Linked DNA regions of Homo sapiens: region 1 is linked to region 2. A link is a loop called in an ENCODE intact Hi-C map of the cell type or tissue named here. Cell type or tissue: sigmoid colon. All regions are shown on one strand. Links, peaks and the distances in the headings refer to the core of each region. The heading gives the core; the rest is flanking DNA. Region 1 holds the start of MCAT (malonyl-CoA-acyl carrier protein transacylase). Region 2 holds the start of ARFGAP3 (ARF GTPase activating protein 3).

Region 1 (11,489 bases), core at 3,490-11,489, 290 kb after region 2:
ATGCCCGTCCTCCAGCTGCTGCCTCCTGGGTTGCTCTTAGGCCCATGAGTAGCCAGCCAGACCCTCACTGCACCCCTCGGCCTGGAGTCATCCATTCACGGGGCTCTTCCTTTGACGGCAGGAACCCTGGCTAATCAGTCTGTGCGTCCCCAGCCCTTGATAAATGTTTGGGGAAGTAGCAAATGGAAGGAAATACGGTGGAAAGGAAATGAACTCCAGGGCAAAAACAGACACCTAAAAAAAGCAGGGCAGGCAGAGCAATCTAGCAGAAAACAAATCTCTTTTCTCTAAGGAAGCAACCAGATCACAGGCTCCTCAGAAGCCCAGAATGTACTACGGGAAGGGCCCTGGAGATCAGCTGGCCCTGCCCCTTTACTTTAGACATGGGCTGGCTGGTTGGTTCCAGACCCCATTCTACACGTGGTGGAGCAGGGCAGCATTCTTGCTCCTGCCTGCTTTGCAGCACTCGGTCTACCTCACTGCCCTGGCCCCAAAATACTTCCTAAAGACCGGGCTGGACCCAGCACCCGCCAGACTGCTAGGCCTCACGGGTGTGGAGCAGTTCCAACCCTCCGTACTGGACTGGCCTATGAAGGCAGTTCCCATCAACACCCACCTCTTGGTGTCCTGAAATCACCCTGCAATCTGGAAAGAGGTAGTTGGACACTTCACATACGGGGTTCTCTATGCCTAAAGACTTGCAGTGTTCCCGGGCTTCCAAACAGGCGAAGTTGAACTTGGACTGAGGCTGGCCGAGGACAGACAGCATCCCACTGGGGACAGCTTCTGAAGCTTCCTGCATGGCCTCAGCTCGGATTTTCACTGCATACAAACCTGGCCAGAGAGAAGCGCATTTGGAAAAATGAGGGCACAGAATGAAGGAGAAAAGGCCAGGCCTGAGAAACAAAGCCCAAGCTCCACTCTGCACTAGAGACAGGGGCACTGGTGTCTGCCACCAGCCAGCAGGGCCACAGTTCCACACACCTCCATCGACTGCACAAGCGCTCACCACCAAAAGTATGCTGCTGTGCTTGGCACTATACAAACTAACCCAAGGAGCTTCCTGCTATAAAGCTGGTTTGGAGTAGGACAGTGGTGCTCAACAGGCCGGGGGCAGTGTCCGGAGACGTTTTCCGGTTGTTCTGACTAGGGGAGAGTGCCACTGACGTCTAGTGGGTAGAGTCCAGGGATGCTGCTCAACATGCTGCACTGCACAGGTCAGCCCCCCTTGCCCCCAACAAAACAAATGACCTGGCCCAATAGCGCCACTGTTTTTTTTTTTTTTTAAATAGTGCCACTATTGAGAAACCCTGGTAAAAGGTAAAGAGGAACAGGGTGGAAGCCACATTGCCTTAGCCAAGTCACAACCTCCTTGAGGTTCAAATTTTTAGTTAGTAAAATGAGGATAATAATATCTAATCTGCCTGGGCTGTTGTGAAAGCTGGGAATTATTATTAGTTAGTTTATTAAGAGAGATCAGGCCGGGCATGGTGGCTTATGCCTGTAATCCCAGCACTTTGGGAGGCTGAGGCAGGACGGCTTGAGCCCAAGGAGCTCGACACCAGCCTGAGCAACATAGGGAGACCCTGTCCCTGCAAAAAATAAAATACAAATTAGCCAGGCATGGTGGTGCCTGCCTGTAGTCCCAGATGCTTGGGAGGCTGACACGGAAGGATCACTTGTGACCAGCAGGTTGAGGCTGCAGCTGTAGTAAGCTATGATTGCTCCACTGCACACCAGCCTGGTGACAGAGCAAGACCCTGTCTCAAAACAAGAACAACAAAAAAGAACCATCAGAGACATGGGCTACTGTACTACATGAATTTCAGTGACATAATTGTCATAAGTCAAGTGTTACTGTCCCCACTTAGAGCTGGAGAACCTGACACAGCCAATGCAGATGAACGAAAACCTATGACTCCTGATTCAGTGTGGCTCAAGAGCATGGAGAGAGGGCAGGCAGTGCCAATGATAATAAGAGTGGCCTGAGGGCTGGTCGCTGTGGCTCGCACCTGTAGTTCCGGCACTTTGGGAGGCCAAGGCAGGCAGATCACTTGAGCTCAGGAGTTCGAGACCAGACTAGACAACATGGTAAAACCCTGTCACTACCAAAAATACAAAAATTAGCCGGGCGTGGCAGTGTGCGCCTGTGGTCCCAGCTACTTGGGAGGCTGAGGTGGGAGGATTGCTGGAGCCCAGGAAGTTGAGGCTACAGTGAGCTGTGTTCATGCCACTGTATTCCAGCCTGGGTGACAGAGCGAGACCCTGTCTCAAAAATCCCTACAAAGCCACACATAAGAATGGCCTGAAACTACCAGACCCCTGACACCCTGGTCCTGCTTCCTGGGCAGAGAGAAGAGATGACCAGACTGAGAAGAGATTAAGGGACCTGCACAGTGTTTCACAGGTCAACAGAGAGGTCTAAGGAGCAAATCCTGACATATCTTCATTCACTTAGCACTTCTATGTACTGGACTTTTAGCTCCCTTACACAAGAACAGGAGGACAAATACATAAACAGCCTGTGACATCAGGTACTTAGGAGGCTAAGGCAGGAGGACTGCTTGAGATCAGGAGTTAGAGGCTGCAGTGAGCTATGGTTGCATCACTGCACTCAAGGCTGGAAGACAGAGGAAAACTCTGTCTCTTAAAAAACAAATGAACAAGAGCCTGTGACAAGAAGTAGAAGAAAACATACAAGAAAAGGGAGGAGAGCACGCAGACATCCTCCCACAGAGACATTCAAAACTATGTAAAATGTCAAGGGAAAAAAGTAGGCCAGGCACAGTGGCTAATGCCTGTAAGTAATCCCAGCACTGTAGGAGGCTGAAGCTGGAGGATCACTTGAGTCAGGAGTTCCAGACCAGCCCTGGCAACATAGCGAGACCCCATCTCTACAAAAACTTCTAAAATTAGCTGGGCATGATGGTGTGAGCCTGTAGTCCCAGTTAGTCTGGAGACTGAAGCGGGAGGATCACTTGAGGCCAAGAGGCTGAGGCTGCAGTGAGCTACGACTGCACCACTGCACTGCAGCTGGGGTGACAGAGCAAGATACTGCCTCAAAAAAGAAAAAGAAAAAGAAAACACAAAAGTGTAACTATGCTATAATTCTGCACTTTTTTTTTTTTTTTTGACACAGAGTCTCATTCTCTAACCCAAGCTGGAGTGCAGTGGCACAATCTCGGCTCACTGCAACCTCTGCCTCCTGGTTCAAGTGATTCTTGTGCCTCAGCCTCCCAAGTAGCTAAGATTACAGGTGCACGCCACCACACCCAGATAATTTTTGAATTTTTAGTAGAGATGGGGTTTTACCACGTTGGTCAGGCTGGTCTCAAACTCCTGCCTTAGGTGATCCACCCACCTTGGCCTCCCAAAGTGCTGGGCTGGGATTACAGGCGTGAGCCACCACACCAAGCCTAATTCTGCACATTATGTACACATAAAATGATACATGTAATAAAATTGTTTCATAAAATGTGAAATTATGAAACTTTCCTTAATAATGTTATAACGCTTAAAAAAAAAGCACTGCAGTGAAATTCACATAAAATATAATTAACCACTTTAATGTGTATAATTCAGTGGTATTTGGGGTATTCATAATGTTGTACAACCACCAACTCTCTCTAGTTTCAAACACTCCATGTCCACTATGTAGGCACTCTCCATTTCTCCCTCTCCAGTCCCAATAACCTCTCGTGTTTCTATACTAGATTCTTTTTTGTTTGTTTTGGACAGGGTCTTGCTCTGTCACCCATGCCGCAGTGCAGTGGCACAATCGTGGCTCACTGCAGCCTCAGACTCAGGGGCTCAAGTGATCTTCCCTCAGCCTCCTGAGTAGCTGGAATTACAGATGCATGCCACTAAGTGCAGCTAATTTTGTGTATGTGTGTGTGTGTGACAGGGTGTCACTCTGTCACCCAGGCTGGAATGCAGTGGCACGATCACAGCTCACTGCAGCTTTGACCTCCTGGGTTCAGGTAATCCTCCCACCTCATCCTCCCAAGTACTCGAGCTGGGACTACAGGCGCACACCAACATGCCTGGCTAATTTTTGTATTTTCGGTAGAGATGGGGTTTTCACCATGTTGCCCAGGGTGGTCTAAAACTCCTGGGCTCAAACATCTATCTGCCTCTGCCTCCCAAAGTGCTGGCATTACAGGTGTGAATCACTGCACCCAACGTAATTTTTGTTTTTTGTTGGGGGCAGAGATGAAGGTCTCACTATGTGGCCCAAGATGGTCTGGAACTCCTGGCCTCAAGTGGTCCTCCTGCCTTGGCCTCCCAAAGCACTGGGATTACAGACGTAAGCCATGGTTCCTGGCCAGCAAAAATCTTAAGAAGTAAAACTGATATGGCTCCAGATCCAATATTTATTTACTCTTTAATTCAACGAATATCTACTGAACACATACTCTCGTGTTGCAGGTGCTGCAGGTATGAGTGCACAGGATAGCGGGTTAGACAGTTCAGCAAGCAGATTTCATGAGATTACAAAAATAAGGGAAATCCCTAATGAATCCTTCAGTCTTGAAAAGGAATCACAGCAAAGCCCTGTCCTCATGTGCCAATGTCACCCCTGTCCATGTGCTCCCTTCCCATCACCTGAGTGGGTCCAGTATCATTTTTGGCAGTGTCCCTTACCCCTAATGAGCCCAAGACCACAGCCTTGCATAAAACCAAACTCCTTCCTGTACCTTCAGCAAATTCCATGGCTCCGGCAAACACTAGGGCTGCAAACTCTCCCACACTGAATCCAGCAGCAGCAACACAGTTCTCAATCACCTGTGGGGACAGATGCAGAACGTGAGCCCTCACTCTCCTGGGGATCCCAGTTCCAGGGCTCTGTACCTGAGAGCTGGCGGGGTGTTCAGCATCTCAGTGAGCCAGGTTCTACGAACTTGGTGCACCAGCTGGAAGAGGACACACAAAAGTGACCTTGACAATCATTGAGTCCTGCCCCTTTATTTAGGAGGAGCTTTCCTGGTTAGTTACAGTCCATCAACTCCGTCCATGGTCACACTGACGCCAACCCAGGGCTCTGGATTCCCTTGCCATGGCCCTGCAGCAGGCTCTCAGGCCATATCGTTGTGCACAAGTTAAGAGCATGACTTTTTTTTTTTTGAGGCGGAGTTTTGCTCTTGTTGCCCAGGCTGGAGTGCAATGGCGTGATCTCGGCTCACTGCAACGTCCGCCTCCCGGGTTCAAGCAATTCTCCTGCCTCAGCCTCCCGAGTTGCTGGGATTACAGGTGTCCACCACCACACTTGGCTAATTTTTGTATTTTTAGTAGAGACGGGGTTTCACCATGTTGGCCAGGCTGGTTTTGAACTCCTGACCTCGTGATGCACCCACCTCAGCCTCCTGAAGTGCTGGATTATAGGCATTATAGGCGTGAGCCACCTCGCCCGGCCAAGAGCATTTTTATCTCATCTGTGAAATGAGGGAAGAACAGGGCCTACCCCAAAGGGCGGATGAGAGAATTATGTGAATATAATGTCTATACAGTGCTTAGCACAGACCCAGACTAGGGTAAGCAGTGAATGAATATTATGATGACGATTCAACAGGACCACTTAACTAATTCTTTTAATATCCCTGAGTCTGCATTCCTCAACCATCAAATAACAGTATTAACCTCACAAGGTGGTGTGAAGGTGAAATAGGGTAAAGGATCTCAAGTGCTAGCTTAACATTTACCGTCTTATTAAATATTAATAGCAATCAATCCACCACCTTCAAGTGAAGTGACATTCTCAACTCATCTCAATGTTCCTTCATTTAGGCCAGTGCAGTGGCTCATACCTGTAATCCTAGCACTTTGGGAGGCCGAGGTGGGTGAACCTGGGAGGATTTAAGTAAAGAATAAAAAAATTAGCCGGGCGTGGTGGTGTGCACCTGTGATCCCAGCTACTGCGGAGGCTGAGGCAGGAGAACTGCTTGAACCTGGGAGGCAGAGGTTGCAGTGAGCCAAGACTGCGCCATTGCACTCCAGCCTGGGTGACAGAGCAAGACTCTGTCTCAAAAAACAAAACAAAACGGGCCGGGCACGGTGGCTCATGCCTGTAATCCCAGCACTTTGGGAGGCCGAGGCGGGCAGATCACGAGGTCAGGAGATCAAGACCATCCTGACTAACACGATGAAACCCCGTCTCTACTAAAAATACAAAAAATTAGCCGGGCATGGTGGCGGGCGCCTGTAGTCCCAGCTACTTGGGAGGCTGAGGCAGGAGAATGGCGTGAACTCGGGAGGCGGAGCCGAGATCGCGCCACTGCACTCTAGCCTGGGCGACAGAGCGAGACTCCGTCTCAAAAAAAAAAACAAAAACAAACAAAAAAAAAAACTCGATCGAATGAGTAAGACGTGGGAGCCCCCGGAATGGCAGGCGGAAGCCTCTGGCAGGGCCAAGAGCTCAGGCAGAGCTCACCTTCCCCCTCCTGTCACGGGGCCTCGGGCCTCACCGAGGGCTGCAGGTGATGTAGTTTCTCGACAGCGGCCAGCGATGCCACGAAGATCGCGGGCTGACAGTGCACGGTGCGGTCCAGGGTCTCCTGCGGCCCGTGCAGGCTCAGTTCCAGCAGGTCGTAGCCCAGCACGCGGCGGGCGGCGGCGTAGAGTTCGCGGACGCGCGGGTAGTTGAGCAGACCGCGGCCCATGCCCACCACCTGGCTGCCCTGGCCCGGGAAGAGCAGCACGGAGCACTGGCCCGGCATTCGCCGCTCCGTCGCCGCCCAGGGCGCCTCCTCCTCCGCCCCGGTCGCATCTCGCAGCAGCTCCGCTACACCCTGGGCGCCCGGCGGAGGCACCGGGAAGCTCGAGGCGCCGCGGCGGTAGCTGGCGCCCAAGCCCCTGACCCACGCTACCCGTGCGACCCGGACGCTCATGGTCGGACACCTGCCCGCGCGCGTTACCGTGGCGACCGAGGCCCGACTGCGGCGGCGCGGCGCAGCGTGGTCCCTGACGCATTTCCTGCCGGGGCTTCCGGGGCACCGGGAGCGGGAAGAAAGGTTCCGCAGACGCTGGTTCCGCCCCGGCTCTGAGGCCCTTCGGGCTGCGTTCTGGGGTCCTGGAGGGACTCATGCGTTTACTTAAACAGCCATAGCCGTTGAACGGAACACGATGCCACACCACAGTGGGTCCTCAACAGATATTTATGGAATAAATAACGCAACGCAATGTAGTATTTACGCTTTCTACCTGGCACATGAAGAGCACTTGAAACTCTTCCACATTGATGGTTTTTGTTGTTGTCGTTGTTGTTGTTTGTTGTTGTTTTTTGAGACGGAGTCTTGCTCTGTCGCCCAGGCTGGAGTGCAGTGGCGTGTTCTTTGCTCACTGCAACCGCCGCCTCCCAGGTTCAAGCGATTCTCCTGCTTCAGCTTCCCGAGTAGCTGGGATTAACAGGCGCCCGCCACCATGCCTGACTAATTTTTGTATTTTTAGTAGGGACGGGTTCACCATGTTGGCCACGCTGGTGTCGAACTCCTGACCTCAGGTGATCCACCCGCCTCGGCCTCCCAAAGTGCTGGGATTACAGGCGTGAGCCACCGCGCCCGGCCAGCAACCACATTTCTTGCATATGATCCTCCCAACCACAGGAGTTGGCATGGCCGACCATCCGTTGCCAGTTCCCAACTATACAACAGCTCTCTTTTATAATGTTTTCTTACAAACCACACAGTGCTTGGCACATAATAAGCATCCAATAGATCTTTATGCTATTGAACAAAGCCTTGAATGTGTTTCAGATATTAGCTTATTTAATTCCTCACAGCAACGCTGTGATGGATAGCTGCTCAGAGATTGAGTGACAGGTGGTTAGTGACAGAATGGAGGTTGGAAATTGGGGTTATCTAATGTTAACCTAAAAGCAACTCAAGAGACACAGGCTCGGCCAGGCGCAGTGGCTCATGCCTGTAATCCCAGTACTTTGGGAGGCTGAGGCAGATGGATCACTTGAGGTCAGGAGTTCAAGACCAGCCTGGCCAACATGGAGAAACCCCGTCTCTACTAAAAATACAAAAATTAGCTGGGCGTGGTGGTGGGCGCTTATAGTTCCAGCTACTCGGGAGGCTGAGGCAGGAGAATCCCCTAAGCCCGGGCAGCAGAGGTTGCAGTGAGCCGAGATCCCACCACTGCACTCCAGCCTGGGTGACAGAGCAAGACTCCGTTTCAAAAAAAAAAAAAAGGCTGGGTGCGGTGGCTCATGCCTGTAATCGCAGCACTTTGGGAGGCCGAGGCGGGCAGATCACCTGGGGTCAGGAGTTCAAGACTAGCCTGGTCAACATGGTGAAACCCCCTCACTACAAAAAATACAAAAATTAGCTGGGCGTGGCGGCACATGCCTGTAATCATAGCTACCTGGGAGTCGGAGGCAGGAGAATTGCTTGAACCCAGGAGGCAGAGGTTGCAGTGAGCCCAGACTGCGCCATTGCACTCCAGCCTGGGCAACAAGAATGAAACTCCATCTCCAGAAAAAAACAAAAAACAAAAAAAATATATATATATACACACACACACACACACAGAGGACACTTTCAGGTTAAGACGCATAGAGAGAGCACTGCCTCTGGAAGCCCATAAATCCACAACAAAGAGATATTTAAAGATATAAATCCACAAGGACAGGAAGAACAGGAAAGGGGACCGCCAGCAGCAGAATCTCTGGAAGCTGGAAAGCAGGTAGGCTGGTATTACCTGACTGAGCTGATCTCAGACAGCTAAATCCCTCCCAGGAGTGGGGAAGGCTGCGAGCCAATCCTTATGCATACAACAGAATCCTCAAAAACTTAAGAACAGGTAGCAGCTGCTGCTGCTTCTAGATCTAAGAGTGAAAGAAGGCTAAAACAAAGAGGATTGTTTGGAGGTGCCTTTGAGAAACAGATCTTTAGGTCCCCTCCACCTCCCTAGCCACTGGGTGATGCCCCTCCCCCACTTTGGGACCCATCTGGGGTTTCACCGGAAAGGGACAAACAAAGGGGTCTCTGGGCCAGGCACAGTGGCTCATGCTTGTAATCCCAGCTACTCAGGAGGCTGAGGCAGGAGAATCGCTTGAACCCGGGAGGCGGAGGTTGCAGTGAGCGGAGATCACGCCATTGCACTCCAGCCTGGGCAACAAGTGTGAAACTCTGTCTCAAATAAAAAAAAGAAAAAGAAAAAAAGAAAATTATTGGCCAGACACAGTGGCTCAGGCCTGTAATCCCAGTGATTTGGGAGGCCGAGGCAGGAGGATCACTTGAGGCCAGGAGTTCGAGAGCAGCCTGGGCAACATAGTCACACTGTTTTCTTTTTTATTCATCAAAAGCAGATACTTGAAAGACCCTGTTTCTACAAAAGGAAAAAAAAAAAAAAAGCTAGGTACTGTGGCTCGTGCCTGTAGTTCCAGCTACATAGGAGGCTGAGTCGGGAGAACTGCTTGAGCCCAGGAGTATGAAGCTGCAGTGAGCCAGGACTGAACTATTGCACTCCAGCCTGGGTGACAGAGGGAGACCCTATCTGAAGAAAAAAGAAAAGAAAAGAAAAAAAAAAAGCCAGCGCAGTGCCTCACACCTGTAATCCAAGCACTTTGGGAGGCCGAGGCGGGCGAATCACCTGAGTTCAGGAGTTCAAGACCAGTGGGGCCAAACATGGCAAAACGCCATCTCTACTAAAAATACAAAAATTAGCCAGGTGTGGTAGCACATGCCTGTAATCCCAGCTACTTGGGAGGCTGAGGCAGGAGAAGTGCTTGAACCCGGGAAGTGGAGGTTGCAGTGAGCAGAGATCGTGCCACTGCACTCCAGCCTGGGTGACAGAGTGAGACTCCATCTCCAAAAATAAAAAAAAGGGCTGGGTGCGGTGGCTCACACCTGTTATCCCAGCACTTTGGGAGGCTAAGGCGGGCGAATCATGAGGTCAGGAGTTCAAGACCATCCTGGCCAACATGGTGAAACCCTGTCTCTACTAAAAAATACAAAAAATGAGCCGGGCACGGTGGCACGCGCCTGTAGTTCCAGCTACTCAGGAGGCTGAGGCAGGAGAATCACTTGAACCGCGGAGGCGAGGTTGTTGCAGTGAGCCGAGATTGCGCCACTGCACTCCATCCTGGGTGACAGAGCGAGACTCTATCTCAAAAAAAAAAAAAAAAGAAAAGTCGGCAAGAAAAGGAAGTTACGTGGATGCAGCTAGAGGCCATTATCCTAAGCAAATTCAGGCAGAAACAGAAAATCAAATACCGCATGTCCTCACTTACAAGTGGGAGCTAAACATTGATACACCTGTACATAAAGATGAGAACAATGGACACTGGGAACTCCTAGAGGTGGGAAGGAGTGAGGCAAGGGTTGAAAAACTGCCTACTACTGTTATGGTCACTATCTGGGTGACAGAATCAATTGTACCCCAAACCTCAGTATCACACTGTATACCCATGTAACAAACCTGCACATATACCCCCGAATCTAAAATAACAGGTGATATTAAAAAAAAAAAAAAAAAGACGGCCGGGCACAGTGGCTCACACCTGTAATCCCAGCACTTTGGGAGGCCAAGGCGGGTGGATCACCTGAGCTCAGGAGTTCGAGACCAGCCTGGCCAACATGGCGAAACCCTGTCTCTACTAAAAATACAAAAATTAGCCAGGCGTCATGGCACATGCCTGTAATCCCAGCTACTCGGGAGGCAGAGGCAGGAGAATCCCTTGAACTCGGGAGGCAGAGGTTGCAGTAAGCCAAGATTATGCCACTGCACTCCAGCCTGGGCAATAGAGTGAGACTCTGTCTCAAAAAAAAAAAAAAAAAAAAAAAAAGAGAGAGAGAAAAAGGAAGTTAGAAAAACAGCCCTAGAGGCCCTACATTCTGAGTAATAGGAGTTCCAGAAAGGAAGTGATTGCTGCACAACATAAATTTGAAAAGAAAGAGAAGTGAGAAAATAGAGGGAAGGAAATCAAAGAAATAATCCAACTTCTGAAAAGTAAAGAATGAGCTTCCAGCGGGAAAGTGCCTGTTGAGTGCAGGCACAGTGGAGGAAATGAAGCTGGGTGTGTTGGAGCTCGCCTGTAGTCCCAGGTACTCGGGAGGCTGAGGGAGAATTGCTTGAGCCCGGGAGGCAGAGGTTGCAGTGAGCCGAGATCGTACCACTGCACTCCAGCCTGGATTACAGAGTGAGATGGTCTCAAAAAAAAAAAAAAAAAAAAAAATTAGTCCCACATAGGGGAATATCAGTGTGAAACTGCAGAACTCTGGGGCCCAAAATCTTAAAAACTTTCCAGGAAGAACAAAATCGGTTACATATAAAGGATCCACAGCGTGGCCGGAGCAGGATTGCTTGAGCCCAGGAGTTGGAAACTTGTCTGAGCAACATAGCGCGACCCTGTGTCTACAAAAAAATAAAAACAAAACAAAAAACAACCAAAGACTTCCGAAACAGAATGGCTTTAGCCTGCTCAACCGCAGTGTGGCAGCTGGCCAACAGCATCTCTTCATGATTCTGAAGGACAACGATCTGCAGCT
Region 2 (15,998 bases), core at 1,123-9,122:
GCTTTCTTAAACAAAGAACTTTCACATAAATTATCTTATAATAAGAGTTTCTTTCTGATTCAGTTTAAAAATGACAATAGCATTCGTTGTGCCCAAGTTAGAATTATACCAAAATTACCATATGCCAGCACATACAATCATTCCACTGGTGGCTGGAAAATTAGCTTACGGGAGTGTCTGTCACTCAGATGGGCCATCACCCCTGGTGGGCACATGGTGGAGATAAGGGAAGGCCAGACTAGAAGAAAGCTGGGTCTTTTGGATCGTTTCTACTCCTTTTTCACTTCTTCACCATTCTCCCCACTGAGCTTGAACAAGGGAATCTGCTGGCCATCCTTGGGCTCTAGGAAGACCTCATCAAGGTGCCACCTCTGAAAGGGGCACTTCTGGATGAGCTGACATGGAGATGGCCCTCTGACTTGGATCCAGAGCTAGGAATCTTCAACTTGGCATCAGCAATGTCCACAAAGTTGTGCTTGGTGAGTTTGAGACAGTGAATGTTGAGAAGAGGGCCCAGAGCTCCCTGTGCCTTGGGATGGCTATGCACCTGCTCCAATGCCAACTGGTAATACAAAGCCCTGGAAAAAGTCTTTTGTATGCGGTAATACACAAGGGCCAAGCCCCCAGTACCGAACACATTGCCGAAAAGGACCATTTTTTCCTTGAGGCACTGGCATCCTGCTGCCTGGATACTTTTGCCACCTCACAGCACAACTCTCTTGAAAATCATCAAAGGCAAGTTGTTCTGTAAGCGACAGAAGCACCATGCTGCAGAGAGCATGAGGAGCCCTTCCGGGCGTGGGATGGTGGCGGTAAATCTTGATCTCCATTTTAAAGAAAACTAAGGAATTACTGAATTAAGTATGACAGATAAGAAGTGGCCACTGCTTAGTAATTCCTTAGTGGAAATGCCCACAATGGGGACTGGATCCCATGCAGTCTGTTCCCAGAGCCACTCTTCCCGCTCCACCACACTGTGCTTCAGAGCAGAAAACATACCACCTGCCGTCCTGCATCTGCCCTTCATCTGTCCACTAGACTATAAGTTCCCTGAGGACAGGAACATACCATCAGTGTACATACCTTTCATGCTCTACACAGTGCCCAGCATAGCATAGGTGCTTAATGAATACTTGTTGAATGAATAACCCAATCTATATAAAAGTAAGGAATGGTATAGCAACAAAGAAGGATTTCCACAAACAAGAAAATTCACCCTTGGCCAGGTGCGGTGGCTCACGCCTGTAATCACAGCACTTTGGGAGGCTGAGACAGGCGGATCACTTTAGGTCAGGAGTTTGAGACCAGCCTGGCCAATATGGTGAAACTCCATTACTACTAAAAATACAAAAATTAGCCATGCGTGATGGCACACGCCTGTAGTCCCAGCTACTCAGGAGGCTGATGCAAGAGAATCGCTTGAACCTGGGAGGAGGAGGTCGCAGTGTGCCAAGATCGCACCACTGCACTCCAGACTGGACAACAGAGCTAGACTGTCTCAAAAGAAAAAAAAAAAGAAAGAAAAAGAAAAAAGAGAATTGACCCTCATGACCTTTGATCTAGAGTAAATCATCATACATGAGACGAAGAAATTGGATACCATGTTCTAAAAGTAAGCCGACTTGTTTTTCTTTGATTACCTTTCCTGGCTCATGTATCTTAGAGCTGTCTTTTATGACCCCAATTTTAAAATGCTATTGTTATCTTCGTTTAGGTAAGGGTTTCAAACCAATGATCAAATAAAAGGTCTCAACCAAGAAATATAGCACATTACTGTTAAACATTACCAGAAAACATTTTTGCTCATTGCTTTTATTAATCTTATTACAGAATATAAATTTTTCACAGGTGTGTTCTTCATCATAAAAACAGCTGCCATTTATTGAAGACTATTATATGCAGTTCCTACTCTAAGTGTTTTTCTTGGATTATTCCATTTAATCTTCACAATAACCCTCTGAGTCAGGTCTAGTTCATGCCCCATTTTCAGAGGAGGAAAAAAGGGACAAAGTGGTCAAGTAACCTGTCCAAGGGTGACATACCTAGAAAGTAGCAGTTTGGACAATACAAGCCTGTCTCTCAAAAGCCTCTTGATATAAAGACATTGATTTCTAATTTAAAATTATCTTTGAATTAAATCAAAGAGAATACATGTTGATGTTTCTGAGATAAAGGTGACAAAAAAATATAGTTTACACATTGCTAACCGCAGATCCTAATCTTGACTAAGTTACACAGGACCCACTCTTTATAAACACATCAATCTAAATTTAAAAATCAAGGCTGGGCGCGGTGGCTCACGCCTGTAATCCCAGCACTTCAGGAGGCCGAGGCGGGTGGATCACTTGAGGCCAGGAGTTTGAGACCAGAGTGACTGACATGGTGAAACCTCGTCTCTACTAAAAATATAAAAATTACTTGAGTGTAGTGGTGGATGCCTGTAATCCTGGCGACTCAGGAGGCTGAGGCAGAATTGCTCAAACCCAGGAGGCAGAGGTTGCAGTGAGCTGAGATCGCACCACTGCACTCCAGCCTGGGCGACAGAGCAAGGCTCTGTCTCAAAAAAATTAAAATTAAAACGTTAAAAAAAAAAAAAAGAACATTAAGGCCAGCATGGTGGCTCATGCCTGTAATCCTAGCACTCTGGGAGGCCAAGGCAGGAGGAGGCAGGAGGACTGCTTGAGCCCAGGAATTTGACACCAGCACGGGCAACATAGCAAGACCCTGTCTCTACAAAAATTAATTAATTAATTAATTAATAATAACAATTAGCTGGGCGTGGTGGTACAGCCCTGTGGTGTCAGCCTCATCAGGAGGCTGGGAAGGAAGGATGGCTTGGGCTGGGTAGGTCAAGGCTGCAGTGAGCTAGGATCAAGGCACTACACTTCAGCCTGGGTGACGGGGTGAGACCCTGTCTCTAAAAAAATAAATAAATAAAAATGTGAAAATCAAGAGAACAGTAAAGAAACGGGCACTGGAGAATTCCTGGAGCCTTTCTCTTAACTTTCCCACATCCATCAGACATCACCTCCAATAAACTGTTTCCTTCCTCACCTAGGCTGGAAAAAATATGGGCTCCCCTGTACCATCAAGACTTAAAACCAACAGAAACACCTATTTTGTAACACTCGGGAACTTTCTATGCCAGCATATCGAGGTTCAATAACAGCTGTTCCCTTCGGGAAGTGACAGTGGGAACCAGACAACACTCGTGTCACAGGAGGGGCGGGGAGAGCCCACGCTGACGCGACAGCCCTTTGCACTCTCCAAGTCCCTCTCCGACCCGACGTGTCACCTTAGCCCCCTGCGTCACCCCAACGCCTCCAGCCAGCTGCGCAAAGCTGTAAAAGTTCCAGGGAGAGAACAGCCTCTGGAGACAAAAAAAAAAAGGAAACCTCCATCTCCAAAGAGAACCGAGGAGAGGGAGGAGGCTGTGGTGAGCCTCCCTGGCCAAAGCGACAAAAGCTGGAAGCCAAAGCGTAGACTACTCGGCAACTTTATCAGAAGAGAAACTGAGGCAGGCACCGCAAGGCCCGAGGAGCCAAGCCGGCTCCAACAGGCGGGGTCGAGCTCCAGGGTGGCGCTGGGGGAGCCGCGCTTTCCCCGCATCCGGCGCCAGCAGCCGGGGTTTCCGAGCCGGGAGCTCCCTCCTCGCAGCGCCCCCGAGGATGCCCCCGCCCCCGCCTCCGCTCAGAGCCGCCGGTGCTCGCCCCCCGCCCCAAGAGCTCGCCGGGGGGTGTGCCCGCGCCGCCGCCCCCGGGAACGCTCCCCGGCTCGCGTGAGGACCCCCGCGCTGCGGCCTCCCGCCCGGGCCTCTCAGCTGCCCGGCCCCGCCCGCCCCGGCCCGGCCAGGCTGCCGCGGCCCCACAGTGCGACGTGTCACAGGCCGCGCCGGCCCCGCCTCCCAAGCCACGGGCACTGGCGCCCGCGGGGCCTCCCGCCGGTTCCCGCAGGGATGCCAGGCAGGCCCGCACTCGCCCGCGGCCGCTACCTTGTTAGTGGGCACCGAGCGGAGGCGCTTGAAGATGGTCAAGATGTCCTGCTTGCTGGGGTCCCCCATCGTCAGCTGTGAGCCGCGGCGCAGCTGGCCCAGCCAACCGGTAAGAGTCGACGAAAAGCGGCTACCGCCTCAGCAGGAGCGACGAGGCCGCGGGGGCGGGGCTGCGCGTAACGGTCAGGCTCCGCCCCAATCCCCGCCCACGACCGGGCCCGTCCACCGCCGGGGCGCAGGCGCCGCTCGCTTTCCCTCCCCGCCCTCGCTTCAGCCGCGCCGCTGGCCCGACCCCAGGCGCTGCACGCGCGTGCGCAGGAGGCTCGCGCGCCATTTGCGGCGCGGCTCCACGCCCTTAGCGCTGGGCGAAGCCGGGCCCGGGTGTGGCTGCCTGCCACGCGCGCTGCCATAGGATCCACCAACGTTTCGCCTGGTCGATCGCCATTTCGCCTAACGGGCTGCTTCCATGGAAAGGTCAGAGGCAGGGGAAGGGGCGCACGCGCCCTCCTTCGGCACGAGACGGACGGAGGGCCCGTGCCTTGACGCCGGACCTTAGCTGGTGGCCTTCCCTTTTTTTTTTTTTTTTTTTGAGACGGAGCCTCGCTCTGTCCCCCAGGCTGGAGTGTAATGGCGCGATTGCGGCTCCTTGCAACCTCCCTGGTTCAAGCGATTCTCCTGCCTCAGCCTCCCGAGTAGGTGGGATTACAGGCGTACATCACCACGCCCGGCTAATTTTTGTATTTTTAGTAGAGACCAGGGTTTCACCATGTTGCCCAGGCTGGTCTCGAACTCCTGACTTCAGGTGATCCACCCACTTCGGCCTTCCAAATTGCTGGGATTACAGACGTGAGCCGCCGCGCCCGACTCTTTTTAATTCTTGCCCTCAGCTCACGCCAGGCCCTGGGTGGAAAGCTTTCTTTGCCCGGAAACTGGCTTTCTGAAACCAAGGGCTTTTGTGTCACGTTCATGGAGAGATGGCAGTGCGGGTTGAGGCAGAAGTGCTCAGTCAGAACTGATGAGTCCAGATGAGAAGCTTGACTTTTAACCCCGGCCCTCGGGGCTGCACCCTACCCTCTGGGAAACAATTCCAGCCAGAAGAGTTTACACTCAGCAGAAGGTGCCTCTGTCACCACAATGGGTGTGGAGCCACTGGAAAGAGGTTGGGTGATAGTGAGGAAGGACAGCAGGTTTTGGCATCAAAGGCACTACCTTGGCCTCAATCCCAGTTCAGCCAGCTGCTTCCTAGCTCTGTGGCCTTGGTCAAGACACTTACCTTCTCTAAAGCATGGTTTATTTGCAGTCTCAGGGGCTCATGCCTGTGATCCCAGCACTTTGGGAGGCTGAGGCGGGAGGATCACTTGAGCTCAGGAGTTCAAGACCAGACTGGATAATATGGTGAAACCCCGTCTCTATAAAAAAATGCAAAAATTAGCCGGGCATGCTGGCATGGGCCTGTAGTCCTAGCTACTTGGGAGGCTGAGGTGGGAGGATCGCTTTAGTCCAGGAGGTCGAGGCTGCAGTGAGCCAAGATCGCACCACTGCACTCCAGCATGGGCGACAGACCAAGACCCTGTCTCAAAAAGTAAAATAAAATAAACCATGGTTTATTCATCTGTACAAAGAAATTAAAGAATCAGTGCTGAGTAGCACAGGTGAGCAGCTTCCTAGGGATATCCTGAAGAGCCTTTGGTGGAGGCTTTCTACTGTTAGAAGTCAGGAAATGTACACTCCACCTATCTGCTTGGAGACCCTCGGTGGCAGTTGGGAGCTTGCAGACAATGTAACTTATAAACCCAAAGCTGCAACTTTTCCAAGAAAGGGAAATTGATTATCTTCCAGAAAAGTACATTACTTTTGCAGGTAGCTCTGATGGTTTAAAAGTTCTTCCTGTATTGAGTCGAAGTATAACACCTGTGCTTTGTGTCCACCGGGTACTAGTTTGGCCTTATGCAGAATACCGGGCATGTTTATGAGCAGTTTTATCCTTCCTGATGGGAATGGGAATGATGGTCCCATTTACTACTTGGAGCTGAAATCTTACTAAGTTATATTATCAGAGTAGTGCAGTCTAGCCCATTCTCCACCATAGAGATTGAGGAGAGGGAAACAAAAGCAGTAAATTATAGACAGTATCTACACGAATAGGGGAGGAAGGGGTAGGAGGTACCATTTATACACTATGGTTGCTTAAGTGTTCTTCATAGAACTTAGCATCTAATACTATAACATATAATATTCTATCTATATGTTATCTGGCTCTAATTGAATACAAAAATATATATTTCTGGCCGGGGGCGGTGCCTCACACCTGTAATCCCAGCACTTTGGGAAGCTGAGGTGGGTGGATCATGAGGTCAGGAGTTCGAGACCAGCCTGACCAACATGGTGAAACCCCATCTCTACTAAAAATACAAAAATTAGCCAGGCATGGTGGTGGGCACCTGTAATCCCAACTACTCAGAGGCTGAGGCAGGAGAATCGCTTGAATCTGGGAAGCAGAGGTTGCAGTGAGCCGAGATCACACCACTGCACTCCAGCCTAGGCGACAGAGCGGGACTCTGTCTCAAAAAAAAAAAAAAAAAATATATATATATATATATATATATATATATATATATATTTCTTGAAATCAAATGTTTTTTCTCCTTTTTCTTTTGAGGAGTCTCGCCGGAGTGCAGTGGTGTGATCCTGACGCACTGCAACCTCTGCCTCCCAGGTTCAGCCGAGTCTCCTGCCTCAGCCTCCTGAGTAGCTGGGATTATAGGCGCCCGCAACCATGCCTGGCTAATTTTTTTTTTTTTTTTTTTTTTTGAGATGGAGTTTCACTCTTGTCATCCAGGTGGAGTGCCATGGCGTGATCTCGGCTCACTGCAACCTCTGCCTCCCAAGGTTCAAGCGACTCTCCTGCCTCATCCTCCCGAGTAGCTGGGATTACAGGCGCATGCCACCACACGTGGCTAATTTTTATATTTTTAGTAGAGACGGAGTTTCACCATGTTGTCCAGGCTGGTCTCGAACTCCTGACCTCAGGTGGTCTGCCCACCTCAGCCTCCCAAAGAGCTGGGATTACAGGCGTGAGCCACAGCACCCGGCCAATACACTATGGTTGTCTTATCTGTCAGTTGCTTAAGTGTTTTTCATAGAACTTATTGGCATCTAATATTATGATATATAATATTCTATCTATCTGTATCTGCCTCTCCTCAATTGAATATAAATCTCTTGAAATCAGATCTATTTTTCTACTTTTTTTTTTTTTTTTTTGGAGACAGAGTCTCGCTTTGTCACCCAGGCTGGAGTGCAGTGGCGCAACCTCAGCTCACTGCAACCTCTGCCTCGTGGATTCAAGCAATTATCCTGCCTCAGCCTCCCGAGTAGCTGTTTGTAGGCAGCTGCCGCCACGCCTGGCTAATTTTTGTATTTTTAGTAGAGATGGGGTTTTACCATGCTGGCCAGGCTGGTGTCAAACTCCTTCAAGTGATCCGCCCGCCTTGGCCTCCCAGTGTGCTGGGATTACAGGTGTGAGCCACTGTGCTCAGCCTGTTTTTTCTACTACTTTATCCCCAGCACCTAGAATAATGCCTGGCACATAGTATGCATTCAATAAAGATTTGTGGAATGGGCTTAGAATGTAGAAAGCTACAAAGGCTCTCCCTCCCAATATCATAATGAGAAAAGCTGGATAATCTACCAAATTGTAACTTCTGTTGAGCCCATCAGAAAGCTGAGGTTGCAAGGCAACCAAGTAACCTCAGCGCCAAAGAGAGACAACAGAAGCCTCTCCAAAGACAGAACACAAGAACCCCTTCACCTTTGGCAGAGCGCAGGAGAAAGAGGTTACTGCCAAACTAGTTGGCAACAGGAAATCGGCTATAATTTTAATGAAGTCTTAAAGGCCAAGTGTAGGTTGGCATGTGAGTTTGGACTAGCTGGGGGCCTCAGATACAAAGGGAGTTCACATTCATTCATAAGCCCTTTTTAATAAACCTCCATCAGAAACCGTACTTCACAAGGAAGATGGGGACTGGCAAAGAGCCCGGAGAGAGACCTCTCTGTGGGGTGGGCATCCAGCTGCTCAGGAACAGGCACAGACCCCACCTGCTTCCTCTGGACTCTTCTCTTCTAAAAAAGCAGGCTGGGCACAGTGGCTCATGGCTGTAATCCCAGCACTTTGGGAGGCCAAGGCGGGCAGATCATCTGAGGTCAGGAATTTGAGACCAGCCTGGCCAACATGGTGAAACTCTGTCTCTACTAAAAATACAAAATTAGCTCGGCGTGGTGGCGCACACCCGTAGTCCCAGCTACTTGGGGACTGAGGCACGAGAATTGCTTGAACCTGGGAGGGGAAGGCTGCAGTGAGCCAGGATCAAGCCAGTGCACTCCAGCCTGAGCGACAGAGGGAGACTCGTCACAAAAAAAAAAAAAAAAAAAAGAAAGAAAAGAGAAAGAAAAAAAGCAAAAGCAGTAAATTCTCTCTGTCTCAGGGAATGGGCAAAGATCTGTTGCTGCCAGGGGAGGGGTAGAAATAAAACCCAGTAATCCAAATTCAAATGCAAAAAAGGAGGGGAAAGAGAAGCAGAATCCCTCTACAATCCAGGGGTTTGCCATGAGGATGGTGGGAATGTTGAGAAGGCCCCACCCTTTGAGCATCCTGGGCTACACATTTTTTTTTTTTCTCGAGGCGGAGTCTGGCTCTGTCACCCAGTGCAGTGGTATGATCTTGACTCACTGCAACCTCTGCTTCCCAGGTTCAAGCAATGCTCCTGCCTCAGCCTCCCAAGTAGCTGGGATTAACAGGCACCCGCCACCACACCCAGCTGATTTTCCTATTTTTAGTAGAGATGGGGTTTCACCATGTTGCCCAGGCTGGTCTCGAACTCCTGACCTCAAGTGATCCGCCTGCCTCGGCCTCCCACTGTGCTGGGATTACAGGGGTGAGCCACCACCCAGCCCAGTATTGTCCGTCTTGTAGAGTATTTGCATTCTAATTCTCTTTGCTGTTCGTCTTTCATGAAGAGATCCTGGCATAGCTATGGCCAAATGAAGCAGCATTGTGTTTATTTAGTTCATTTACTGTTTAATAGGAGCTTGCTGAAAGCCAAATCCCACCCTAAAGAGAAACCAGACATGGCTACATAGTCATATGATGAATCACAAGTGAGAATACGCACAGATCCTGTCCCTTGCCCCTGGAAGACAACACCTGTGGACTTTGCTTAGTGCCAAGCGAAAACAAGTGAATGCTATCTCTTTGACATATTCTTTCTGTATAGGCCAGATACATTTGAAATGAACTTACTGGGGCCAGGTGTGGTGGCTCATGCCTGTAATCTCAGCACTTTGGGAGGCTGAGGCAGAAGGATGGCTTTTGGCCAGGAGTTTGAGACCACCCTGGGCCACATAGCAAGATCCCACTTCTACAAAAAATTGAAAAATTAGCGGGGCATGATGGCACGTGCCTGTAGTCCCAGCTAATCAGGAGGCTGAAGCAGGAGGATCACTTGAGCTCAGGAGTTCAAGGCTGCAGTGAGCTATGATTGCATCACTGCACTCCAGCCTGGGTGACAGAACGAGACACTGTCAGTAAAAAAATAAAAATAAATAAAAAAAAAGAAGGCCAGGCATAGTGGCTTGCACCTGGAATCCCAGCACTTTGGGAGACCAAAGTGGGCAAATCACTTGAAGCCAGGAGTTTGAGACCAGCCTGGCCATCATGGGAGAACCCCGTCTCTACTAAAAATACAAAAATTAGCCGGGGGTGGTGGCGTGTGGCTGTAATTTCAGCTACTCACGTAGCTGAGGCATGAGAATCGCATGAACCCGGGAGGCAGAGGTTGCAGTGAGGAGAGATTGCACCACTGCACTCCACCCTGGGTGACAGAGGGAGACCCTGTCTCAAAAAAAAAAAAAAAAAAAGCCGGGCGTGGTGGCTCACGCCTGTAATCCCAGCACTTTGGGAGGCCGAGGCGGGCGGATCACGAGGTCAGGAGATCGAGACCATCCTGGCTAACACGGTGAAACCCCGTCTGTACTAAAAATTCAAAAAATTAGCTGGGTGTGGTGGCGGGCGCCTGTAGTCCCAGCTACTCGGGAGGCTGAGGCAGGAGAATGGCATGAACCCGGGAGGCGGAGCTTGCAGTGAGCCAAGATCACGCCACTGCACTCCAGCCTGGGCAACAGAGCGAGACTCCGTTTCAAAAAAAAAAAAAAAAAAAAAAGAAGAAGAAGAAAGAAGAAGGAAGAAGAAGAAACAAAATACTGACATATGAAACCACACAGATGAATGTCAGATGAGTCATGGGAAGTGAAAAAAGACAAGGCTACATATTGCACGGTTCCATTCTTATGGCATTCTGGAAAAGGTAGAAACAGAAAACATCTAAGTGGTTTCTAGGGACTGGGGGTGTAAGGAGGGGTTGACAACAAAAATCCACGTGTTGGGGAGGTGACGGAAGAGTTCTATATCTTGATTGTGGTGATGGTTATGTGATACGGTTTGGCTGTGTCCCACTCAAATCTCATCTTGAATTGTAGTTCCCATAATCCTCATGTGTCAGGAAAGGAACCTGGTGGGAGGTAACTGAATCATGGGGGCAGTTACCCCCATGCTGTTCTCATGATAGTGAGTAAATTCTCATGAGTTCTTATGGTTTTATAAGGGGTTTTCCCCCCTTTGCTCAGCATGTCTCTTTCCTGCTGCCATGTGAAGAAGGATGTGTTTGCTGCCCCTTCTGCTATGATTATAAGTTTCCTGAGGCTTCCCCAGCCATGCAGATGTGTGAGTCAATTAAACCTTTTTCCTTTATAAATTACCCAGTCTTGAGCAAGTTCTTTGTGGCAGCATGAGAATGGACTAGTACATTACATAACTGTATACATTCATCAAAACTTCAAGAACTGTACACTAAAAGGAGTGTTTTTGGCCTGGCGCAGTGGCTCACGCTTGTAATCCCAGCATTTTGGGAGGCTGAGGTGGGTGGATCATGAGGTCAGGAGTTCGAGACCAGTCTGACCAACATGGTGAAACCCCCCTCTACTAAAAATACAAAAATTAGCTGGGCATGGTGGTGGGTGCCTGTAGTCCCAGCTACTCAAGAGGCTGAGGCAGGAGAATCGCTTGAACCCAGGAGGCAGAGGTTGCAGTGAGCCAAGATGGCATCACTGTACTCCAGCCTGGGCAACAGAGGGAGACTCCATCTCAACAACAACAAAAAAAGTATATACATAAATTATACCTTAAGAACTGAGAAAAATGGGAAACAAAGCAAATGCTCAGCAACATGGGACTTACAGCATGAGTATCATTCGGCCACTAAACAGTACACTTCACGCATGAACAACTTGAGCTTGAACTACATGGGTCCACTTACATGTGGATTTTTTTCTTTTTTTTTTCTGAGATGGAGTCTTGCTCTGTCACCCAGGCTGGAGTGTGGTAGCACGATCTCAGCTCACTGCAACCTCTACCTCCCAGGTTCAAGCAATTCTCCTGCCTCAGCCTCCCAAGTAGCTGGGATTACAGGTGTGTGCCACCATGCCTGGCTAATTTTTGTATTTTTAGTAGAGACGGGGTTTCACCATGTTGGCTAGGCTGGTCTCCAACTCCTGACCTCATCCTCCCACCTCGGCCTCCCAAAGTGCTGGGATTACAGGTATGACCCACCATGCCCAGCCAGATTTTTTTCAATAAAAGTTACACTTGAGTGTGCCAGCCTTTCCTGTTGCTCCTTCCACCTCCTCTACTTCTTTCACTTCTTTTTTTGAGACAGGGTCTTGCTCTGTTTCCCAGGCGGGAGTGCAGTGGTGCAATCATGGCTCACGGCAGCCTTGACCTCTCAGGCTATAGTGATCCTCCCACCTCAGCCTCCTGAGTAGCTGGAACTACAGGTGTGTGCTACCATGCCTGGCTAATTTTTTTTTTATTTTTGGTAGAGACAGGGTGTCCCTGTGTTACCCAAGCTGGATTAGAACTCCTGGGCTCAAGTGATCCTCCCACCTCGGCCTCCCAAAGTGCTGGCATTACACGTATGAGCCACTATGTCTGGTGTTTATTTTTAATTGAAGTATATTTAGGGACATGAGAAAATGCTCATGATCAAATGGCAGGAGAACGAAACTATATTTACAGTACGATCCCAATTTTGTAAGACACATACACACATTGATGATGATGATGACGACAAGAAAACAGCACATGTGGCTGGGCGTGGTGGCTCACACCTGTAATCCCAGCTACTCGGGAGGCTGAGGCAGGAGAATTGTTGAACCTGAGAGGTGGGGGGCACAGGGAGCCGAGATTGTGCCATTGCACTCCAGCCTTGGGCAACGAGAGTGAAATTCCACCTCAAGAAAAGAAAAGAAAAAAAGAAAATGGCACATGTGCATATATGTTAGGAAAAATACCAGAAAAAAATACACCCCAATGTTAGCAATGTAACCTCTGGAAGTCAGGATCACAGATAACTAATGTTTTTCTGAATACCTTTACTAAATTTCCAAATTTTCATCTGAGCCTTTGTTCCTTTTACAATCAGGAAAAAATAATTAAGATTCCTATTGGAAAATACCATAAAGTGGCAGGGCCACCTGGCTGTCTTTGCCCAGAAGCGGCCAGTGACTGTATGTAGTTCACATGCCCTGAGGCGGCTGCCTTGGTGATCCGAATGCTGTTGAGCTCAGGGTCTTTTAGGTCCTCGTACCCTAACCCTAACCCTAACCCTAACCCTAAGGCGCTCTGGGTTTCTGCAACCTTCGGGAGGTCTAGCACCTAGTATTCCTCTGGCGTCTGAGTTTTGGTCCACTGGCCGTTGGTGCTGGTATCCTTTCCCCTAAGAGTGACATCACTTATTTAGTTCATTTCTTTCTTCCTTCCTTCCTTTCCTAGCCCTTTCCACAAAGGATTTGTAGATGCCTAGAACAATATAATCTGGGTTTCATAGGATAGTCCCAGATTTGTTGCGTTTTCTTTTTTCTTTTTGGTTTAGTGCCACATACCCAGGCTAGAGGGAGGATGAGCACTGTGGTTCCTCCGACCCTGTGCCTGGTGGTGGTCATGCCTGGCCAGAAATGAGCCTCGTACCTCAACTGCAGGCGAGGCCAGATTTAGCTCAGTTTGGGCACATCCTCCCAGGTGTGGTGGAGCCACCTCCATCCTGACCCTGGTTCTTTTCACTGGCTGGCACCTGGAGCTGACTCCGTCCTGGCCTGAGGGCCCCTCTGCTTGCTGCCACCACAGGGGCCACAGAGATGCAGCCCATTTATTCGGAAAACCGAGGCCCAGAGAGTGGCCTTTGTCTTCCACAGGTGTCTGTGGAAGGGCTGGGGAGGGGCGCAGACCTTCCCTGCCTCAGAGGAGGCTTCAGGAAGGGTGGACAAGGGAGGGGAGCAGAGCGGACAGCCACCACTCTGGGGAGACCTTGGACTGTGAAAAGGGGTGGGGGAAGGAAAGCTTACAGGGCACCCACAGGCTGGGGTGCCCACCTGGCAGGGTCTTTGGCTTCTGAGCACCCCTTAAGTTATCCTCACTTCATCACCCCTGTTTTTTTGTTGTCATTGTTTTGAGACAGAGTTTTGCTCTTATTTCCCAGACTGGAGTGCAGTGGTGCAATCTTGACTTACTGTAACCCCCGCCTCCCGGGTTCACACGATTCTCCTGCCTCAGCCTCCCAAGTAGCTGTGATTACAGGTGCCCACCACCATGCCCGGCTAATTTTTTGTATTTTTAGTAGAAACAGGGTTTTACCATGTTGGCCAGGCTGGTCTCGAACTCCTGATCTCAGGTGATCCACCCGCCTCAGCCTCCCAAACTGCTGGGATTACAGGCATGAGCCACTGTGCCCGCCAGTCATCCCTACTTTTCAGCAAATGAAGCTCAGGCATTTTCCGTTTGTCTGTGGTCCAGCCTCCTGCCCAGGTGGGGACTCAGGGACACTTCCTACAGGAAGTTGGGGAACGGCTCAAGGACTGAGCAGTGCTCTGATCTCTGAGGCCTTGGAGCCTGGGTTGGGAGGCCTGAGACTTCTGAAACCCAGCACACACATTCTCAGAAGACAACTCTGGCCCTTTGTCTCTGGCTGTCCCATCATGGTGTCAGAATAACACAGGTCCTTCTCTGAGCCTACCAGAGTTTCCCAAGGGCAAGATTGGCTTCTCTTCATGTTTGTCCTGGCACCGCTGAGTCTCACACACAGTATGTGCTCAATAGATGCATGGTGAATGAATGACTGCACAATGGATACATAAGGAGAGCCAGCTGATCCCTCACCAGGTTGGGCCACTCAGGGGTCAGGCCTTGCTCAGCTTCCCAAACCACATGGTCTGTGCCCACGGCGAAGTCACTGCTTCCTCTCACTTGTCCTGTTTCCCCATGAACTATGAGGGGGTTGGTCAGGTGGTCCACACAAGTCCTTCCCAACCTCCCCCATCCCTATCCCGATGGCTTGTGAGCGGGTTCCCTCCAGGCCTATCCAGTGCCTGAGGCCTTGACACAGCCCAGGCTGCCCAGTCGGGCCTTCACTACATGCTTCTGAGTGGACCAGGATCTGGCATCAGAGCCCAGAGCAGAGGTCAGCCCTGTTCTCCATCTGCAGGGACCTCCGAAGGCCCAGTTTTAGCTCAGGCTGCAGCAAAGCCAGATCCCTACTCCGGTCACTTGGCAGCACTTGCTCACCCTCCCGACATTTCTGGGTTGTGGGAAGGATGGAGAGAGATGATGAAATACCCCTGTCCTGAGCTCCAGGTAGCTTTGGCCCAGGAGAGGGCTCTGGGGCTAACACTCCCCCTAGTGTCAACTCAGGGGCCTTGGGGACCCGAAGAGGTGTGGACAGTTGGTGGCAGCACTGATCCAGGGTGGTGGCTGTGGGAGGAGCGAAGGGCAGCCATGGACAGCAGAGAACCCTGGGCCCCTGCCTATGGTGTCACTCATAATCGTGACAATGACCAGCTCCTGAGTGCCTGTGGCGTTTTTCTTTTTTTTTTTTTTTTTGAGATGGAGTCTTGCTCTGTCACCCAGGCTGGAGTGCAGTGGCGCGATCTCGGCTCACTGCAAGCTCCACCTCCCGGGTTCATGCCATTCTCCTGCCTCAGCCTCCTGAGTAGCTGGGACTACAGGTGCCAGGCACCACGCCCAGCTAATTTTTTGTATTTTTAGTAGAGACGGGGTTTCATCGTGTTAGCCAGGATTGTCTCGATCTCCTGACCTCGTGATCCACCCGCCTCGGCCTCCCAAAGTGCTGGGATTACAGGTGTGAGCGACCGTGCCCGGCCTTTTTCTTTTTTTGAGACTGTCTCGAGAGCTCTGTCGTCCAGGCTGGAGTGCAGTGGTGCAATCATGGCTCACTGCAGCCTCAAATTCCTGGGCTCAAGCAATCCTCCTGCCTCAGTCTCCCAAGTAGTTGGGACTAGATGCATGCACCACCACACTCGACCAATTTTTAAACTTTTTGTAGAGACAAGGTCTCACTATGTTGCCCAGGCCACCTTTTCTTCTTGCTCTAACTCTCCAACTGGAAAAGTATCACTTCTACTTGGGGAAACTGAGGCCTAGAGACAAGCTGAAGTTTCCAAGCTGGCCCCTGAGGGCAGGGCAGGAGAGGGAAGATGGGCAGTTAGAGGCCCTGCCAGATCTCTCACGGGGGGGGCCGTGTGATCCAGCCTCAGAGTGGAGGTTGCTTCATCCAGCTCAGCGGGGACCGTGGTCTTGCCATGGTGTTTGGGCAGTGACTGAGGCCACTGGCACCAGGAGCCTGCTTCTGACCCCCCACCTTCCCTCCCAACCCCGTTCTGCCTGTTTCTCTGCAGCCTGGGGCTGTGGGCCGAGCCGGGTGTCCGCCCTGCGCTGTAGGGCTCCAACTCCTCAGAAGCTGGGAGCAGGGGACCCGCCACCCCTCAGACAAGGAGGCTGCGTGACAAGGATCTGTCCCATACCCTTGCTGAGCTGGGACAAAGCCACACTGCAGGGGCAGCTGCCTGCCTTGCTCCTCCCAGGTGCTCTGTGAGGCCCCATGCC

The links. Hi-C counts contacts between places; a loop is a spot of excess contacts. Peaks named below come from ENCODE experiments on the same cell type or tissue, not always from the same donor. Only the 100,000 strongest peaks of a DNase experiment are listed, where the experiment ranks them.
Region 1: a loop joins it to region 2, with 2.6 times the contacts of the local background. A loop is called at or near these places in 3 of 110 quality-filtered maps.

The regions. Positions count from the first base shown.
Region 1 is chr22:43,136,465-43,147,953 of GRCh38, forward strand. MCAT (malonyl-CoA-acyl carrier protein transacylase) reads right to left here and starts at 6,934. Exons shown (of 4, transcript NM_173467.5): 1 at 6,462-6,934; 2 at 4,698-4,785; 3 at 617-834. The coding sequence starts at 6,884. RefSeq lists enhancers at 975-1,144, 11,428-11,489 and a silencer at 6,689-6,958. In sigmoid colon, for the core only: no CTCF peak of the experiment used is centred there; a DNase peak (open chromatin) is centred at 6,957; H3K4me3 peaks cover 1,993 bases; H3K27ac peaks cover 1,540 bases.
Region 2 is chr22:42,853,123-42,869,120 of GRCh38, forward strand. ARFGAP3 (ARF GTPase activating protein 3) reads right to left here and starts at 4,151. Exons shown (of 16, transcript NM_014570.5): 1 at 3,992-4,151. The coding sequence starts at 4,060. It also overlaps the pseudogene COA1P1. RefSeq lists an enhancer at 3,310-4,154 and a silencer at 3,677-4,426. In sigmoid colon, for the core only: no CTCF peak of the experiment used is centred there; DNase peaks (open chromatin) are centred at 3,279, 4,189 and 5,061; H3K4me3 peaks cover 2,482 bases; H3K27ac peaks cover 2,386 bases.